Regions from separate parts of the Homo sapiens genome. Here region 2 is linked to region 1. Evidence: read pairs that join two places in POLR2A ChIA-PET (ENCODE). Cell type or tissue: PC-3. All regions are shown on one strand. Links, peaks and the distances in the headings refer to the core of each region. The heading gives the core; the rest is flanking DNA.

Region 1 (5,380 bases), core at 136-5,135:
TGCTCCTTGGCCAGAGCCGAGCCGAGCCTTCCTCACCCCCGTACATGGTGGGATTATGGCTCTTCCCTTTAGGGGTGTATGTATGGTAGTTTAGAAGTCAGGCCCTTTAGGGAGACCCTGGCTTCAACACTTACTGTGAGTCTTTGGGCAAGTTATTTGACCTCCTTGTGCCTCAGTTTCCTCATCTGTAAAACAGGGATAATGACTACCAATTTGCATGGGGCTGTTTTGAGAATTAAATGAATTAATAATGTGTAAGATGCTCAGAACAGTGCCCAGACCATTAAAGGTGCTCAGTAGGCTGGGCGCGTGGTACACACCTGTAATCCCAGCAGTTTGGGATGCTGAGGTGTGTAGATCACCTGAGTTCAGCAGTTTGAGATCAGCCTGGCCAACATGGTGAAACACCATCTCTACTAAAAATACAAAAATTAGCTGGGTGTGGTGGCGCACACCTGTAATCCCAGCACTTTGGGAGGCCAAGGTGGGTAGATCACCTGAGTTCAGGAGTTTGAGACAGGCCTGGCCAACATGGTGAAACCCCGTCTCTACTAAAAATACAAAAATTAGCTGGGCGTGGTGGTGCACACCTGTAATCCCAACTACTTCGGAGGCTGAGGCAGGAGAATTGCTTGAACCTGGGAAGCACAGGTTGCACTGAGCCGAGATCATGCCACTGTACTCCAGCCTGAGCGACAGAGCACAGGGATCCACAATGGCTCAGGCCTGTTGTCTTGGCACATAAAGAGGCGAGACAAGGCTTTTGAGGACAGCCTGGGCAACATAGAAACCTCTCATCTATATAACCAAAAAAAAAAGACTCCATCTCAAAAAAAATAAAGATAAAAAAAAGATGCTCAGTAAGTTTTTACCTTTTATTATTATTACTATTACAGTTATCATGCTTGCCAAGTTGCTCAGGTATAACACTTCTAAAGCTCCTAGGCACCCAATAAGAGTAGCCATTAATATGACAATAACAACTGTAGGAAGGAGGCTCCCTAGATCCCAACATCGGTGCAGAGATGAAATGATTAGGGCCTTGCCTAGGAGCGTGGCTGTCGTGCAGTCCCTGTGGCAATCCCCGCCCCACCCCAGTCCTGTTAAGGGTCCAGGTAGCCACATCACGTCAGGTCTAGGGCCTTGGCATCCACACAGCACTCTCTAGAAAATGCCCCAGGAGATCCTAGTGTCAACACGCAGACTCTCGGAAGTGAGGGAATTGGGGGCTTTCGTGGTGGCTGTTGGGTGTGAGCTACTTTTGTTGTTTCCCATTGAGTCAGATCTTACAGCTCCCCTCCCGCATGCCCTGTCTGATCTTGGTCTGCAGCCTCAGGCATGGAGACTGGCAACTGGGACTGGAAAATCATATTTGCCCAGAGTGCATGGGGCAGGGCAGTGCTGGGAACTGGAGTTTCCAGGGACGTGCGGAGCACACGGAGAACCCGACGTTCGGGCCCCTTTTGAGACGTGGAGAAGCTTGAGTGTCCCAGCCAGCTTCCTGCCTTGGGAGGGCAGCACACGGAGGACACCACCTCCAGCTGCTGGGGCGCTCCCAGGAGCCTCCCTGTCACATCCAAAGCCCAGATGCTCGCATGGGGTGCTGCGGCTATCGGTGTGGGGATTTGGGATGGATGTAGTCTGATCCCAGGATCTTCCTGACAAGCCCAGTCTCTTGAATAAATCATTTGGCTTTCTTGCAATTTTCTCCTAAAGTCATGTACAAGGAGAAAAGTAATCATGATTAGCTCAATGTCCCAGTTAGCAGACTTCTGGCTAACTGGGATTCTAACCTTTCTTCTCTCCTCTTTGGCTATCGAGGAAAGTCCTCCACACTTCGTTAAATGGAAGAAAGCCCTCTTTGCTCATGAGCCACATAGCAGGAGGGCCACAGCGATCCCTGCCAAGGGAGTGTGAATTTCTTGTCAGTGTGTATCAAGGGTCATGAGGGAGTTGAGAAAGGGATGTGATGTGATGTGAGTAGCCCCTCACATCCTCCCACTGCCATAGAGCAGCATGGAGCACAGACTCAGTAACTGGAGGAAGAGGAAGGTCCTTCATATCATCTTCCTACAGGGGAAGCAACCATGTTTGCTGAGCACTTACTATGCCCTGGCCACACTCACTCCTCACAACAGTGCTATACGGCACTATCATCACTCCCACTGTACGGATGGGAAAAACTGAGGCCCAGAGAGGTTAAGCCACATGGGCAGTCAGTGGCAGAGCTGGGATTTTTTAACCAGGTCACACTGACCCTACTGTCCCGTTTTTTCTGCTCTGCCCTCAAGGGTGCATTAAAGCAAGCCATGTACATAACCATCTGTGGTTTGGTGGTCAGGGAAATCTTGAGTTAGGGAGTCCAGATGATGGGATATTGGCCACTGCGGACAGCAGGTGGCCTCATCTGCTCTGCATGTTTCAGATTAGAAATTCAAACACTCGAGGGAAAAGCCAGCTTGTTTTCCTCCCTCTCTGAGATAAGCTTCAGCTGGGCCCTTAGCCGGGCTTCCTGGGCTCCAAAAACGAGGGACCATTGCTGTGGGAGAGAAGGCTCAGGACGGTACAGCGTGGTGGTTATGGATTGGGAGAGAGATGGCTGCAGAGGGCTGAAAGCCCCACGAACACCGAGTCCCTCACCCAGCGCCACCTCAGCTGGCCCCATTAGTGCACATCTCATCCATAAGATCTGATTATGTTAGAGGCGCTTAGCTGAATCCAACACTGGGAGACACGCAGGCCCTGGCTTTCCTCACTGGGAGCTGAAGGGCAGATTAAACTTGGGTGGCCGGATGCCTTGGATCTCCAGCTTATGGTGTCCCCTCACTTGTGTTCTCTAGATGGCATCTATTATGGAGACAATCGGTTTAACACAGTGAGCGAGTCAGGAACAGCCACGCTGAAAGCTCGGCCAAGAGTCCGGCCCCTGCTGACCTTCCTTCCGCTGGTGAGTACGGTTCTGCTCTGAGGTTGGAGAGTCTGCTCTGGCTGGGGACACCAAGGCTGCCCTAGCCCGAGTGGACATCAGCTGCACCCTCTGTCCACCCCTTCCTTCCTGATGCTGACCCGGCGGGAAGGGGGGCTACTGGAAGGAGGCATGGTCGAGGCTCATGGTAGGAAGTCTAGGATTAGGAATGCCAGCTCGTTCAGGGCCAAGCCCAAGGAGAAGTTATGGAGAACTTGTGTGCAGGAGTGATACAGCAGTGGGTACCCTCAGCCAAGCAGGGTTCATTTTCCACAGTCACAGATGACTGTCTGCTTTGTGCCAGGCCCTGCATTAGGTGCTGGATACAGAGATGACTGGGCCAGCCTTGCTGTTCTCAAGGAGCTCCCTGCCCACTGCAGGAGACAAATATATTTTGCTTAACCCGGTATATTCAAAAGAGTGTCATTGTGGCCAGTGCGGTGGCTCACGCCTGTAATCCCAGCATTTTGGGAGGCCAAGGGGGCAGATCATGAGGTCAGGAGATCGAGACCATCCTGGCTAACACGGTGAAACCCTGTCTCTACTAAATATAAAAAAAAAAAATAGCCGGTGTAGTGGCAAGCACCTGTAGTCCCAGCTACTCGGGAGGCTGAGGCAGGAGAATGGCATGAACCCAGGAGGCGGAGCTTGCAGTGAACCAAGATGGCGCCACTGCCCTCCAGCCTGGGTGACAGAGCAAGACTCCGTCTCAAAAAAAAAAAAAAAGAGTGTCATTGCAACATTTAATCAATATAAAAAATACTAATGGGCTATTTTACATTCTTTTTTTTCATGCTAAGTCTTAAAAATCTGGTGTACTACTTATATAGCACATCCCGCTTCTGACAGACTGAGACATTTTAAGTGCTCAACGGCTGCTTGTGGCCAGTGGCTGCTGTACTAGACAGCCCAGGCCTAAACAGCCAGGCTCCTAGATTTAAGGCTCACTCCTGTCTGTCGGAGCTGGGTCATGGGTGGCACAATGCTGTCACTGGGGTCACGGCATCCTCTTGCCTCCATGAGGGTTTAGTATTGCCTGGACTGAAAGGCCCCTTGCCCTGGTCTGAGCTCTCAGGGGCCTGTTAGACTTCATGGCACCCCACACATTGGTCCTGGGTCCCCATACCTGCTGCCTAGCACTGCCTGCCTGGCACAACCACCTTCCTCTCCCCATCACCGGTTTTTTTCTGCTATGTCCAACTTCAACAATCAGACCTAAGATTCTAGATGGGACAGAGGCAGTCTTACATTCTCCTTGGTGCATCTCTAAGTCCTCTCTGTGGAGGGCTGAGCACACAGCTCTCTGGGAATACAACTTTAAATAATTAATTTTCTGCTTATAAAAGCAGTTCGTGGATATTATAGATAAATATAGAAAGTGCAACACCACCACCAACAAGGTATAAATCAAATAAGTCAGCTTGGAATCCTAGCACTTTGGGAGGCCGAGGTGGGAGGATCACTTGAGGCCAGGAGTTCAAGACTAGCCTGGGCAATATAGCCCAACCCCATCTCTACAAAAAATTTAAAAATTAGTGAGGTGTGGTGGTGTGTGCCTATAGTCCCAGCTACTTGGGAGGCTGAGGCAGGAGGATTGCTTGAGCTCAGGAGGTTGAGGCTGCAGTTAGCTATGATTGCACTACTGCACTTCAGCCTGGGTGACAGAGTGAGACCCTGTCTTAAAGAAAAAAACCAAATGAGTCAGCCCCTAACTTGGTTTCCAGAGAATGCATAAAACTCTGATAGAAGTGATTGCACCCATAAATGCAGATAAAATTGTTTGAAATATTCTTTTTTTTTTTTTTTGCAGACTGAGTTTCATTCTTGTTGCCCAGGCTGGAGTGGTACAATGGCGTGATCTCGGCTCCCTGCAACCTCCACCTCCTGGGTTCAAGCGATTCTCCTGCCTCAGCCTCCCAAGTAGCTGGGATTACAGGTGCCCACCACCATGCCCGGCAAATTTTTTGTATTTTTAGTAGAGACAGGGTTTCACCATTTTGGCCAGGCTGGTCTCGAACTCCTGACCTCAGGTGATCCACAAACCTCAGCCTCCCAAAGTGCTGGGATTACAGGCGTGAGCTACCGCGCCCAGCCTGAAATACTCTATATTGGGAGGTTAATTAGATTCTCTCCTATCACTTACCCTCAGCACACATACCCAGATTCATAGCAGTGTGGGCCCAGAGTTGACACACCTCTACCAGTCGGTAAAATACTAAAACATTCATCTGTAAAATGGGAATAAAAAAAAAAAAACAAATAAAATACTGAAATACAGCCAGGTGTGGTGGCTCATGCCTGTAATCCCAGCACTTTGGGGGCCAAGGTGGGTGGATCATGAGGTCAGGAGTTCAAGACCAGCCTGGCCAACATGGTGAAACCCCGTCTCTACTAAAAATACAAAAATTAGCCGAG
Region 2 (5,380 bases), core at 56-5,055, 440 kb before region 1:
AAAGGTAAATGTCTCATTTTTCACCCATTGTCAGCAAACCAAAACAAGAATGAAGGTAGTCAAATGATCCTAAGCGCTTTTTTTTTTTTTTTTTTTTGAGTCTCGTGCTGTCGCCCAGGCTGGAGTGCAGTGGTACGATCTCGGCTCACTGCAACCTCTGCCTCCCAGGTTCAAGTGATTCTCCTGCCTCAGCCTCCTGAGTAGCTGGGGTTACAGGTGTGCACCACCACACGCGGCTAATTTTTGTATTTTTAGTAGAGACAAGGTTTCACTATGTTGACCAGGCTTGTCTCAAACTCCTGACATCAGGTGATCTGCCCACCTCGGCCTCCCAAAGGTGCTAGGATTCAATTTACTCTTTATGAAAGAAAAATTAAGCAATAAGACCAAAATAATTCACCTCCATGATCCTAGAAAGTTAAGTGCTTCGGACTTTTTTTTACAACATATTGAAAGATTTTATTTAAAAACCAGTTTTTTTCCTTATATTTTATGTTCCCATTCCTGTAAAACTTCACTGTTGCAAAATTTTAATACAAGAATGAAAGGTTACTTTAGAAGGGATGCTTTTTTTTTTTTTTTTTTTTTTTTGAGACGGAGTCTTGCTCTGTCACCCAGGCTGGAGTGCAGTGGCGCGATCTCGGCTCACTGAAAGCTCCGCCTCCCAGGTTCACGCCATTCTCCTGCCTCAGCCTCCCAAGTAGCTGGGACTACAGGCTAGCATGGATGCTTTCTAAAAAAAAATTATGCAGTCTAGTAACTGTAACGAGAGCAAATTTGTTCATAGATTTCTTCAACAAAAATTCAGACGCTAGTATCAGCTTCTGGTTAAGAAAAAAAAAAAAAATCGGCCAGGCTCTTTGGCTCATGCCTGTAATCCCAGCACTTGGGAGGCCAAGGCGGGTGGCTCATTTGAGTTCAGAGGTTCGAGTCTAGCTTGGGCAATATGGCAAAACCCTGTCTCTTCTAAAAATAAAAGAAGATTAGCTGGGCATGGTGGTGCATGCCTGTAGTCCCAGCTACTCAGGAGGCTGAGGTGGGAGGATCACCTGAGCCCCGGAGGTTGAGGCTTCAGTGAGGCATGATCACGCCACTGCACTTCAGCCTGGGTGACAGAGTGAGATCCTGTCTCAAAAAACAAACAAACAACAAAAAAAAAACTAGCCACTTTACATAAAAATATTATTAGTAAAACAAGCAAGTATTTCACTCTTTATTACATATTATTATAAATAACAAGACTTAAAAGTCTGGTCCAAGAAAGGCATGCATATGCTCCCCATTTTTCAAATCTTTACTACTCCTGGGCACAGTGGCTCACGCCTATAATCCCAGCACTTTGGGAGGCCAAGGTGGGCAGATCACTTGAGGCCAGGAGTTCGAGACCACCATGGCCAACATGGTGAAACCCCATCTCTACTAAAAATACAAAAATTAGCCAGGAGTGGTGGTGCACGCCTGTAATCCCAGCTACTTGGGAGGCTGAGGCAAAAGAATCGCTTGACCTCAGGAGGTGGAGGTTGCAGTGAGCCTAGATCACGCCACTGTACTCCAGCCTGGAGGACAGAGTGAGACTCCGTCTCAAAACCAAAAACTTTACTACCATTATATGAAAAAATCACAATCACCTAAAAGATTTGGGCTCTATTACAGGCACTTTAAGCTGATTAAACATACATACTTAATATAAAAAGCAAGAAAAATTTATGACTGTCTTTCAGAAGTAGCTCACACATTTCCCCAAAGAATAAAATCTATAGCTTTTCATATTAGTTCTAACATATGCTAACTGCAACTGTTTCTTCAACATGAAAAATTAAGATTTCCAGTTTGGTTGGCCTTTTGTCTTTATTTCAGACACTTGTAGCTGTCACACCCATGTGGCATAAGAGAGTAATAAGCATTCACTATCTTACTACAAGTCCCTCTTAAGGGAAGTAAAGAAACTGTCAACTCATTCCTCTAAAGTAAACATGTTATGACAATGTTTCCAGGAGCTTTCCCTCTATTAAATACTAAATTTAAGCCTTGGGATAGAAAGCAAGTACAATAAAATAAAAATGAAATGAAAAATGAAAGAATCCCTAGAGGTTAGTTAGCCTTTTATTACAGTCTCTATTATTCTATACCCAATTAAAATTGTATCCTTTAACTACTTTTGGTTTTGCTTTCAAACAAGGATAAGCAACATGTAAGTTAATCATAAAACAACTAGTGCTCATAACCATAAAAACAATAGTGTTTAAGTGGGAGTTTTAGGGAATATATTGAGAAAAATTTTAAACAAATTATATTAAGAGCTCTACAAATTAAGGAGAATATTTACAAATAAAATATAGAAATTTAATAGGTCAAAAGACTAATTGAAAATAGGCAAAGAAGACATAAAAATGGCCAATAAGCTCATAAAAAGATGTTCCAACATGACTCATGAGGGAAATGCAAATCAAAACCACAATGAGAAGGCATAACACCCAAAAGAATGGCTGTAATCAAAACACAGGCAAAAACAAGTGTTGGCAAGGATCTGGAGAAATTGGAACTCTCATGCACTACTGGTGGGAATGTAAAACAATGCAACTGCTTTGGAAAAATCTGGCAGTTCTTCAAAATAGTTAACATATGACCCACCAATTTCACTTCTAGGTATGTATATACCCAAGAGAAACAAAAGCATATGTCCCCACAAAAATTTGTAAAAAATGTTCACAGCAACATGATTCATAATACCCAAAAAGTAGAAACAACCCAAATATTCACCAACTGATGAACAGATAAATAATATATGGTTTATCTATACAAAGGAATGTCATTTGGCAATAAAAAAGAAAGAATTACTGACACAGGTTGAGCATCCCTAATTTGAAAACGTGAAATCCAAAATGATCCAAAATCTGAAACTTTGCATGCCCACACGATGCTCAAAGAAGTGCTCATTGGAACATTTGGATTTTGGATTAAGGATGCTCAACTGGTATAACTGCAAATATTTTAAAATCCAAAAAAATCCAAAATCCAAAACACTTCTGGTGGCAAGCGTAACAATACTCAACCTGTACATGGTACAACATGGATAAATATTTTATTTTTATTATTTTTTTTTTGAGACAGAGTCTCGCTCTGTTGCCCAGGCTGGAGTGCAGTGGCGCGATCTTGACTCACTGCAAGCTCCGCCTCCCGGGTTCATGCCATTCTCCTGCCTCAGCCTCCCAAGTAGCTGGGACCACAGGCGCCTGCCACCACGCCCGGCTAATTTTTTGTATTTTTTAGTAGAGACGGAGTTTCACCGTGTTAGCCAGGATGGTCTCGATCTCCTGACCTTGTGATCTACCTGCCTTGGCCTCCCAAAGTGCTGGAATTACAGGTGTGAGCCACCGCGCCTGGCCCAACATGGATAAATATTTAAAACATTATCTAAGAGAAAGAAGTCAGCCACAAATGACAATATGTTGAATTCCATTTATACGAAATATCCAGAATAGGCAAATCTACACAGACAAAAATTAGTAGTTGATTAGACCTCAGGAGTTTAGGTGTGAAAGGGAAGTGACTGCCAATAGGTACAGGATTTCTTTTTTGGGGTGATAAAAATGTCCCAAAATTGATCATAGTGATGATTGCATGAATCTGAATATACTAAAAACCACTGAATTTAACTGTACAGTATGTGAGTTATATCTCAATAAAACGGTTTAAAAAATGTACAGCAAAAAGATAACCAATACAGACCTAAAACTCTACATAAAACTTAACAAATTCATTATTTATTAAAACAAAATTTTTTTTGAAGACAGGGTCTCACTGTATCACCCAAGATGGAGTACAGTGGCATGATCATAGCTCACTGTAACTTCTAACACCTGGGCTCAAGCGATCCTCCCTGCTTAGCCTTCTGAGTAGCTAGGACTGCAAGTTCATGCCACCACACCCAGCTTATTTATTTTATTTTATTTTTTTTTAGTAGAGACAGGGTATAGCTAATGTTGCCCAGGCTGGTCTCAAACTCTTAGACTTAAGCAGTCCTCCCACCTCAGCCTCCCAAATAGCTGGGATTACTGGCATGAGCCAGTGCTCCCAACCTGTATTTCTTTTATATTCAGGGAAAAAGATGGGGTCCCGCTCTGTCACCCAGGCTGGAGTGCAGTGGCGCGATCTCGGCTCACTGCAACCCCAGCCTCCTGGGTTCAAGCAACTCTCCTGCCTCAGCCTCCCGAATAGCTGGGATTACAGGGGTGCACCACCATGCCCGGTTAATTTTTGTATTTTTAGTAGAGACAGGGTTTCACCATGTTGGCCAGGATGGTCTCTATCTCTTGACCTTGTGATCTGCCCTCCTTGGCCTCCCAAAGTGCTGGGATTACAGGCAAGAGCCACCACACCCGGCATGTTTACTTTTAAAACCGTAATCACTCACTGGAACATACTATAACCATATGTAGTATAGAAAGTAAACAGAGCCAAGAAGTGTTGGGAAAGTCATACTTATGGAGTCAATTCTAACAAGAAAAGAGAAGAATGAGAAGAGAGGGCCACTGTAATATCCTAAACTTACAAATATTAAAGAGTCAGCTTAGATACTTTTCTTTGTGAGGCATACTAGCTGGAATGGATGGGATCACAAAAAGTTCTTCCTCCTTATAACAGGAATAAGAAAAGCGGTGTGTAAATGAAATGTGGAAAGGTTGACACTAGTGCTCATTAGGTGATTTTTAAATGGAAGTGATCCTAACAAATTACCAATGACAGAGGTCTAAAGCCTACAATCACTGTTTTCTCTACTTGTTTCTCTTCCCTAAAATGTGCTTTCAACCTAAGAAAAAACTTTATTAATTTAAATGTGTGATAAAAAAGCTGAAGCCTAAGCTGAAAAAAACAGTTTTAAATGTTAGGTGTTTTAACTTAATACAGACAGTAAAGTCCTCACAAAGTAAGGCAAGATTAAGGTTATATAGTTGAAGGAATTTTATATTTTAATATTGGTTTTTGAGGTAGGAGGATCTCTTGAGCCTAGGAGGTCAAGGCTGCAGTGAGCTATGATAATGTCACTATACTCTAGTCTGGGCAACAGTGCAAGACCCCATCTCTTACCAAAAAAAGAAAAAAAAAAACTTATTGTTCAGAAAGGCATTTAAAAGTAAACAGGGTAGGCTGTGTGCGGTGGCTCACGCCTGTAATCCCAGGACTTTGGGAGGCCAAGGCGGACGGATAACCTGAGGTCAGGAGTTCGAGACCATCCTGGCCAATGTGGTGAAACCCTGTGTCTACTAAAAATACAAAAATTAGTCAGGCGTGGTGGCGTACGCCTGTAATCCCAGCTGTAATTCGGGAGGCTGAGGCAGGAGAATCACTTGAACCCCGGAGGCGGAGGTTGCAGTAAGCC

Evidence for each region. Peaks named below come from ENCODE experiments on the same cell type or tissue, not always from the same donor. Only the 100,000 strongest peaks of a DNase experiment are listed, where the experiment ranks them.
Region 2: POLR2A ChIA-PET joins it to region 1 with 20 read pairs; 3 of 35 experiments call an interaction of 5 or more read pairs at or near these places.

The regions. Positions count from the first base shown.
Region 1 is chr6:42,126,239-42,131,618 of GRCh38, reverse strand. It overlaps C6orf132 (chromosome 6 open reading frame 132), which reads left to right. Exons shown (of 5, transcript NM_001164446.3): 2 at 2,841-2,947. Among named protein-coding and RNA genes, the nearest start is that of C6orf132, 14 kb to the left of the region's middle. In PC-3, for the core only: no CTCF peak of the experiment used is centred there; no DNase peak of the experiment used is centred there; H3K27ac peaks cover 239 bases.
Region 2 is chr6:42,566,454-42,571,833 of GRCh38, reverse strand. All of the region lies in intron 1 of UBR2 (ubiquitin protein ligase E3 component n-recognin 2), which reads right to left. Among named protein-coding and RNA genes, the nearest start is that of UBR2, 5.1 kb to the right of the region's middle. In PC-3, for the core only: no CTCF peak of the experiment used is centred there; a DNase peak (open chromatin) is centred at 2,523; H3K27ac peaks cover 1,558 bases.